2 separate regions of the Homo sapiens genome follow, and region 2 is linked to region 1. The links are chromatin contacts, found by Hi-C or POLR2A ChIA-PET in ENCODE. All regions are on one chromosome and are shown on one strand. Each heading gives the region's core, a stretch centred on a gene start or an enhancer-like site at or near the end of the contact. The rest is flanking DNA. Distances are from core to core; before and after follow the strand shown.

Evidence for each region. Hi-C counts contacts between places; a loop is a spot of excess contacts on that map. ChIA-PET counts read pairs that join two places held with the same protein, here RNA polymerase II (POLR2A). Pooled maps may share reads with other maps.
Region 2: a map of mammary epithelial cell shows a loop between it and region 1 (11-fold over the local background). The contact joins two enhancer-like sites. A Hi-C loop is called at or near these places in 5 of 168 maps with a recorded cell type or tissue (PC-9, gastrocnemius medialis, mammary epithelial cell and 1 more) and 7 of 50 pooled maps. POLR2A ChIA-PET finds 5 or more read pairs at or near these places in 3 of 52 experiments (H1, activated naive CD4-positive, alpha-beta T cell and naive thymus-derived CD4-positive, alpha-beta T cell).

Annotation. Positions count from the first base shown.
Region 1 is chr5:138,406,382-138,410,496 of GRCh38, forward strand. All of the region lies in intron 11 of KDM3B (lysine demethylase 3B), which reads left to right. Among named protein-coding and RNA genes, the nearest start is that of REEP2, 31 kb to the right of the region's middle. Within about 2 kb of position 1,795, at least 2 of the 41 ENCODE cell types and tissues checked have a DNase peak (open chromatin) inside an H3K27ac peak, as active enhancers do.
Region 2 is chr5:138,304,765-138,308,815 of GRCh38, forward strand. All of the region lies in intron 7 of CDC25C (cell division cycle 25C), which reads right to left. Among named protein-coding and RNA genes, the nearest start is that of CDC25C, 25 kb to the right of the region's middle. RefSeq lists a silencer at 2,520-2,695. Within about 2 kb of position 1,252, at least 4 of the 41 ENCODE cell types and tissues checked have a DNase peak (open chromatin) inside an H3K27ac peak, as active enhancers do.

The sequences.
Region 1 (4,115 bases), core at 545-3,044:
GCCTGTAATCCCAGCACTTTGGGAGGCTGAGGCAGGTGGATCACCTGAGGTCAGGAGTTCGAGACCAGCCTGGCCAACACGGTGAAACCCTGTCTCTACTAAAAATACAAACAAAATTAGCTGAGCATGGTGGCAGGCACCTGTAGACCTAGCTACTCAGGAGGCTGAGGCAGGAGAATCACTTAGGTGGAGGTTGCAGTGAGCTGAGGTCGCGACATTGCACTCTAGCCTAGGCAACAAGAGTGAAACTCTGTCTCAATAAAAAAAAAGAAAAGTTAAACAATTAACTTTTTAAAAGAGTATAAATGAGAAAAAGATATTTTATATGTGCTAATCTTCTGCCTACATGATGAAAAAGAGAAGGTACAGTTTACCAATGAGAGAATGAGAGATGTAGGCACAGTGGCGTGTGCCTATACTCTCATCTATTTGAGAATCTTAGGTGGGAGGATCACTTGAATCCAGGAGTTTGAGACCAGCAGGGGAACATAGTGAGACCCTATCTCTTTAATAATAAAAAAAAAGAATGTGAGGACCTCAATGCAGATCTTTTAGACATTAAAAGGATAAGTAAAATTATGAACATTATTATGCCAATAATTTTTTTTTTTTTTTTTTTTTTGAGACAGCGTCTATCTCTGTCGCCCGGGCTGGAGTGCAGTGGCACGATCTCAGCCCACTGCAACCTCCATCTCCCGGGTTCAAGCGATTCTCCTGCCCCAGCCTCCCAAGTGGCTGGGATTATAGGTGTGTGCCACCAAACCTAGCTAATTTCTGTATTTTTAGTAGAGACGGGGTTTTGGCATGTTGGTCAGGCAGGTTTCGAACTCCTGACCTCAGGTGACCTGCCTGCCTCAGCCTCCCAAAGTGCTGGGATTACAGGTGTGAGCCACCACGCCCAGCCTATGCCAATAACTTTTACAGCTTAGATATAATGGACAAATTCCATGAAAAACACAAACCATCAAAATTCCCTCGAGAACAAATAGAGAACCTAAATAACTTTACATTAAGAACTTGGTCTTTTCCTCTTGGAAGCCCCCTCTCTCTCACTAGAGAGAGAGCTGATTTCCTTTCTTTATCTTTCTCTCTTTTGCCTGTTAAACCTCCACTCCTAAATTCCTCATGTGTGTCCGTGTCCAAAATTTTCCTGGCACGAGATGATGAACCTCAGGTATTTACCCCAGACAACGTAGCTGCTTCATACTGGGGACCTCGTCCCAGATATCAAGGTACAGCATTCATCAAAACGCAACATCTGGTGGAGGCAAACCAGTGTTACAACCCATCGGAATGGCTAACAGCAATCAAACTCCAAATGGTGCTGCAGACAGAACCACACATGGACGTGCCTTTCTTCCGAGGACTCTTAGATCGGCCCCAGGAGGAGCCCTACCTGCTGTTCCCCACACAACACCTCTTTTCAGCAGGAAGTAGCCAGAAAGAGTCCTCGTCCAACAGCCCCTAATAGTAGTTAGGGTTACCACTCCAGAGCGGGGAATGATACAGGTGTTAAGAAGAAATTACTTAGGTGGATACTGAGGGTACAGAAGTCCTTGGTAAGGTTTTCCATTTAATGAAAAGCAGCCCCAAATTATTTTCTTTCTAACAAAGAGCAGCCTGTAAAATTCAGTTGCAGACATAGATGTTAGCAGTTATGAAATCATGTTCAAGATGGGAGCTTCATCTTCCCTTCGCTTTGTCAACCATATGTACAGTAAGGAGCAGACAAGATGGCACCAGCCAAGGGGAAAGTTCATTTGCATAATAACATTAGGGTGGGGTAGCCAGCCTTCCCCTAAAGCTATGTAAACATCATACCTGATTGAACCAATCTGTAATCCCTATGTAAATCAGACGCCGCCGCCTCAAGCCTGAGTAAAATCCAGCACATCTGCCACCAACTGGTCTGGGAGTCCCCTCTCTCACGAGAGAGAGCTGTTTTACTTTCTCTTTCTTTCTTTTTTTTTTCTTTTTTTCCTATTAAACCTTTGCTCCTACACTCCTTAAAAAAAAAAAAAAGAAAGAAATTGAATTTGTAGTTTCAAAAATCTTTCAACAAAGAAAACTTAAGGTCTAGATGGTGGCCTTACTAGTAAATTATAGCAAACATTTAAGGAGGAAATAATACCAATTATACACACAGTCTTTCAGAAAATGGGAGGAAGCACTTACCAGCTCGTTTTATGAAGCCAGCATTATACTAATATCAAAACCAAATAAAGACATGAGAAGCATAGAAAGTTACAGCCCCAGTATCCATCATGAACATAGATGTAAAAATATTCTATAAAACTTAAGCAAGTTTAAGTCAAGAGATATATAAAAAGAATAATACATCATGAACAAATGGGGTTCACTTGAAAATCAGTGCAGTCCACTATATTAGTAGACTAAAAAATAACCACATGATCTCAAGATATAGCAGAAAAATCATTTGTCTAAATTATCAAAAACCTAGGCTATGCATTCTCATCAGGTGAAAATTGGCTCTTGCTTGGGAGGGAGAATCTAAAATGTTAACAATTTTTTGTGCCCTTTCAGGGGGCCATAATACATAAACAGATATACAGTATATCTGGTATTAAAATTTCTTGGGTGGAGAGCACAATGACCACAAAACAAAGTCTGAAAAGGCTCTTTGGAGAATGATAATGAAATAATGTTTGAAAAACACAACTATGTATAAGTAGAATATCATATAATATGAAAGATTGACTTCTTCCTCTTAGGTTCAGGAACAAAGCAAGGATGTCAGCTTTTGTAACTTCTATTCAGTATTTTACTGGAGTTAGTGGTCAGTATGAAGAAATAAAAGGGAAAAAGGGGAAAAGGAAAACAAAAGAAGAGACATACAGATTGGAAAGAAGTAAAATGATTTTTATTCTCAGACAACATGATCATCTATGTAGAAATCCAGAGATCTACAAAAAAGCTAATATTATAATGAGTTTTTTCAATATTACATGATACAAAGTCAACATACAAAGATCAATTATTTTTCTGTATGATAGCAATGAACAATTAGAAATTGAAATGTAATGGGAGGTTGAAGCAGGAGAATTCCTTGAACCTGGGAGGCAGAAGCTTCAGTGAGCCGAGCATCATAAAATCATGAAGTGCTTAGGGACAAATTTAGCCAATACCTACAAGACACATACACTGAAGACTACAACATATTACTGAGAGAAATTAAAGAATACCTAAATAAATGAAGAGATATACCATATTTGTGGATCCAAAGATTGAATATGGGCTGCGTGTGGTGGCTCATGTCTGTAATCCTAGCACTTTGGGAAACTGAAGTGGGAGAATCACTTGAGGCCAGGAGTTTGAGACCAGCCTGGGCAACACAGCAAGATCCCATCTCTACAAAAAAATTGTTAAAAGATAAAGAAAAAATAACAATAATGAAAAATAGGCCGAGCGCCGTGGCTAACTCACGCCTGTAATCCTAGCGCTTCGGGAGGCCGAGGCAGGCAGATCACCTGAGGTTGGGAGTTCGAGACCAGCCTGACCAACATGGAGAAACCCTGTCTCTACTAAAAATACAAAATTAGCCAGGCATGGTGGCACATGCCTGTAATCCCAGCTTCTCGGGAGGCTGAGGCAGGAGAATTGCTTGAACCTGGGAGGCAGAGGTTGCAGTGAGCTGAGATCGTGCCATTGCACTCTAGCCTGGGCAATGAGCGAAACTCCTTCTTAAAAGAAAAAAAGAAAAGAAAAGAAAAGAAAAATAGAGGGTTGAATACTAAGACGTCACTTCTTCTAAATTGATATGTAATTAAATGCAATTCCAAATCAAAGTCTCAGTAGGCCATTTTGTAGAAATTGACAAGGCGGTTCTGAAATGTATGTGAAATACAGTGGATCTAGAATACCCAAAACAATTTTGAAATAGAGTCAAGTTGAAGGACTTGTACTACATTTCAAGAATTAATATTAAAGCTACAGTAATTAAGACACTGTGGTAAGGGAACAGAAAACAATCTAGAAGTAAACCCACACATACATAATCAATTACGACAAAGGTGCCAAGGTAGTTCAGTGGGGGAAAGGATAACCCTTTCAACAAATGGTACTGGAACAATTGTATATCCATATTCCAAAAAAAA
Region 2 (4,051 bases), core at 2-2,501, 100 kb before region 1:
CTCAAATTGACAGGATTACAGGTGAAAGCCAAACCACCCGTTGACTTCCAACTCTTAATCCTTTCTAATCTGTTCCCCATCCATCAACAAGAGTGGTCTTCACAAAACAAATCAGACCATATTATTCCCCTGCCTAAAGCCCTCCCTTCAGTAGCAACTCATTGTACTTAGAATAGAATCCAAACACTCACCATAGCCTAAAGACCCTGCGTGATCTACCTCCTGACTACTTATTCTTTCCCAGCTCACATAACACTCCTCTCATTCACTGACTTCTCAGTCCCTCCAACATGTGAAGACCTTTTCCACCTGGGGCCTCTGTACCTGCAACATTCCTTCTTCATGAAATGCTCCTGCCTCTACTCTTGTCATATATGATTCCTTCACAATTAGAGTGGCCCTAACTTAATACCAGCTTGTCCGGGACTTTCCCAGCTTTAGCAATGGAAGCCCCATATCCTAGAACATTCTAGTCCCAGGCAAACAGAGAGTTCATCACCCGATTCTTAACCAAATATCTCCCACTTGTGGAGATCTTCCCTTATTATTCTCCATTTAAAGATTTCCTTTTGTTAGCCTCTATTTCAGACCTCATTTTGTTTCCATCATTACACTTGGACTATTTGCAATTACTAAATTATTATTATTATTATTAGAAATGGGGTCTTGCTCTGTCACCCAGGCTGGATTGCCCAGGCATGATCATGGCTCACTGTAGCCTTGAACTGCTAGACTCAAACAGTCCTCCCACCTCAGCCTCTGGAGTAGCTAGGACTACAGGGGCACACCACCATGCCTGGCTAATTTTTATTTTTTTGTAGCGATGGGGGCTTACTGTGTTGCCTAGGCTGGTCTCAAACTTGTCGACTCAAACTATCCTTCTGCCTCAGACTCCCAAAATGTTGGGATTACAAGTGTGAGCCACCACACCCAGCCCAAAATCTAAATTATTTTGTCTGTTATGGCAGACATTTACAATTTGGCTGCCTAACATACTGTTTCAGTAAAATCTAAAGTTAGAGAGGCAGTCCTGCCTCCTCATGAGGTGGCCAATGGGAGACAGATATTCCCTTTTCCATGCCCTTGTGACCAACTAGATATTCCTGCCTGGGATTTTCAACCTTAAAGAAGCTCAAAAAGCAAAGGGTTGGTCCAGACTTTTTATGGTGGCTGCATCACAGTAGAGAATATACTAGGTGGTAGCAAATATCCATGAGCAGCACAGTCTATCTAGCAGCAAGCCTGATCATGTTCCATGGCAGGGTGCCAGTAACGGTGGCATTGAGTGTCTAGCCAGCAAGTGGTGGCATCCTGAGCTCAATGTTCCTGGAATAGTATTTTGGCTGGGCCTTACTTTGTTTTCCAGCCTTCCTTGTAATTCTGAGTTCCTCAGTACCCTCCAGAAAAATCCCTTTTCTGCTTGAGGAAACTAGAATCAGTTTCTATTATTTGCAACCAAGAACTCTAACTAGAATATCTATTAACTTGAAAAAAATTTTTGTTGTTTTGATGCATCCCTGACAAGAATATAAATTCTAGTCTGTTTTGTTCACCATCGTATCACCAGTGCCTAGCACACTTCCCAACATGTAGCAAGTACTCAATAAATATTTTTTAAGTAAAGAAATGAATGAAAAATCACTAAGGTTACGACAATCTCCAAGGAGGTCACTGCTTTATACAAGTATCTATTTATTTCCGTTTATTATTATTATTATTATTATATTTTGAGACAGGGTCTCACTCTGTCACCCAGGCAGGAGTGCAGTGGCGCAATCTCGGCTCCCTGCAACCTCCACCTCCCGGGTTCAAGCAATTCTCCTGCCTCAGCCTCCCAAGTAGCTGAGATTACAGGTGCATACCACCATGCCCAGCTAATTTGTGTATTTTTAGTAAAGACGGGGTTTCATCATGTTGGCCAGGCTGGTCTCAAATTCCTGACCTCAGGTGATCTGCCCACCTCAGCCTCCCAAAGTGCTGGGATTACAGGCGTGAGCCAATGTGCCTGGCCTATTTTTTTTTTTTCCATTTAACATCAAAGAGGTAAAACAGTAACAAAAAAAAATCCCTATTCCTTTTCTTTTTTTTTTCCTTTTTGAGACAGAGTCTCGCTCTGTTGCCCATGCTGGAGTGCAGCGGCACGATCTCAGCTCACTGCAATCTCTGCCTCCCAGGTTCAAGTGATTTTCCTTCCTCGGGCTCTTTAGTAGCTGGGATTACAGGTGCATGCCACCATGCCTGGCTAATTTTTGTATTTTTAGTAGAGACGGGGTTTTGCCATGTTGGCCAGGCTGGTCTCGAACTCCTGACCTCAAGGGATCTGCCTGCCTCGGCCTCCCAAAGTGCTGGGATTACAGGCATGAGCCACCGTGCCCAGCCCCCTATCCCTTTTGTAACCTAAAACCTACTGCTATGCATATTCTTATAGGATGGGCCATCAATCAAAAATGACTTTATGGCCATGCATGGTAGCTCACACCTGTAACCCTAGCACTTTGGGAGGGTGAGGCAGGCAGATCACTTGAGCCCAGGAGTTAAGACCAGCCTGGGCAACATGGTGAAATTGTCTCTACAAAAATTAGCTTGGCATGGTTGCATGTGCCTGTAGTCCCAGCTACTCGGGAGGCTGAGATGGAAGAATCGCCTGAGCCCAGGAGGTTGTGACCTGCAGTGAGCCCTGATCACGCCACTACACTCCAGCCTGGAAGACAGACTGAGACTGCCACAAAAAAAAAAAAAAAAAAAAAGAAAAAGAGAAAGAAGGAAAAAAAGAAAGAGAAAATGACTGCATAAGAGTTACAATCTAAGAAAATGAGCCCATAAAAGGACAATTTTAAAACATTTTTTATTTAATTATTTAAATTTTCTGTCAAGGCTCTATTGTCCAAATATTTTTCAAAGACCATCAAAATGCACTTTGGGAGGCCAAGACAGGGGGAACACTTGAGCTCAAGAGTTTGAGATCAGCCTGGACAATATAGAAGACCCTGTCTCTTAAAACAAAAATCAAATAAATACTCATAGCCCTATGCCACTCTTCCACCTAAACAAAACTTTCAGAGCAGTGGTCCCCAGCCTTTTTGATACTGGGGACCAGTTTTGTGGAAGACATTTTTTTCCATGGATCTGGGTGGGGATATGGTTTCAGGATGAAACTGTTTCACCTCAGATCATCAGGCATTAGTTAGATTCTCAGATTCTCACAAGGAACCGGCAACCTAGATCCCTCGCATGCGCAGTTCACAAAAGAGTTTGCCTCCTATGAGAATCTAATGCTGCCACTGATCTGACAGGAGGCAGAGCTTAGGTGTTAATGCTCGCTGGCCTGGCCCACCTCTTACTTCCTACTGTGCGGCCCGGTTCCTAACAGGCCATGGACCTGTGTTGATCCATGGCCCACGGGTTGGGAAAACCTGTTCCAGAATATTTCCTGGGGTCAATCTATTTTAAGTCCATGCTTCTATACTGTCTATATTATGCAATTCAGAATGATATTTCTGAGACTATGAAAGATCTTCAATCACCAGAGAAAGATTCAATTATGTTCACTGTACTGTACTTAATTTCATAAAAGCAGATCAACATAACTTAGACAAGTTTTCAACAATGAAATAGAAAATAAAAGGATTTTTTAAATTAACATTAAATTCAATTTGCTAAGTTAATACCAGCTGAGACTTAACTATATTAATTACAACATTCTGCAAATGTGAAGACTAACATATTTGTAAAAGTGATCCTAAATCTTCATTTTACATTGCTCTTTTTTTCGGAAGCCCTAGAAACCTTTTCCCCATGCCGACTATTCCCAACTCACTGTTTTTCTATAGATCTACTGCCCATTATCAGCAAGTCCTCAAAACTGTTTTATGTTTTAGGAAGGTCACTGTCAATTCTCCCAACACCCATCCTGCCTTCTTCAGATTGTATCTTGGTTTTGTTTTCCCACAAACCAATGAAATTAAAAATAAAATAGGACTTAATACTATGTTATAGAACATAACGCTCAAAATTTAGTGTATATCAGAATTACCTGGGAAAATTGCTAAAA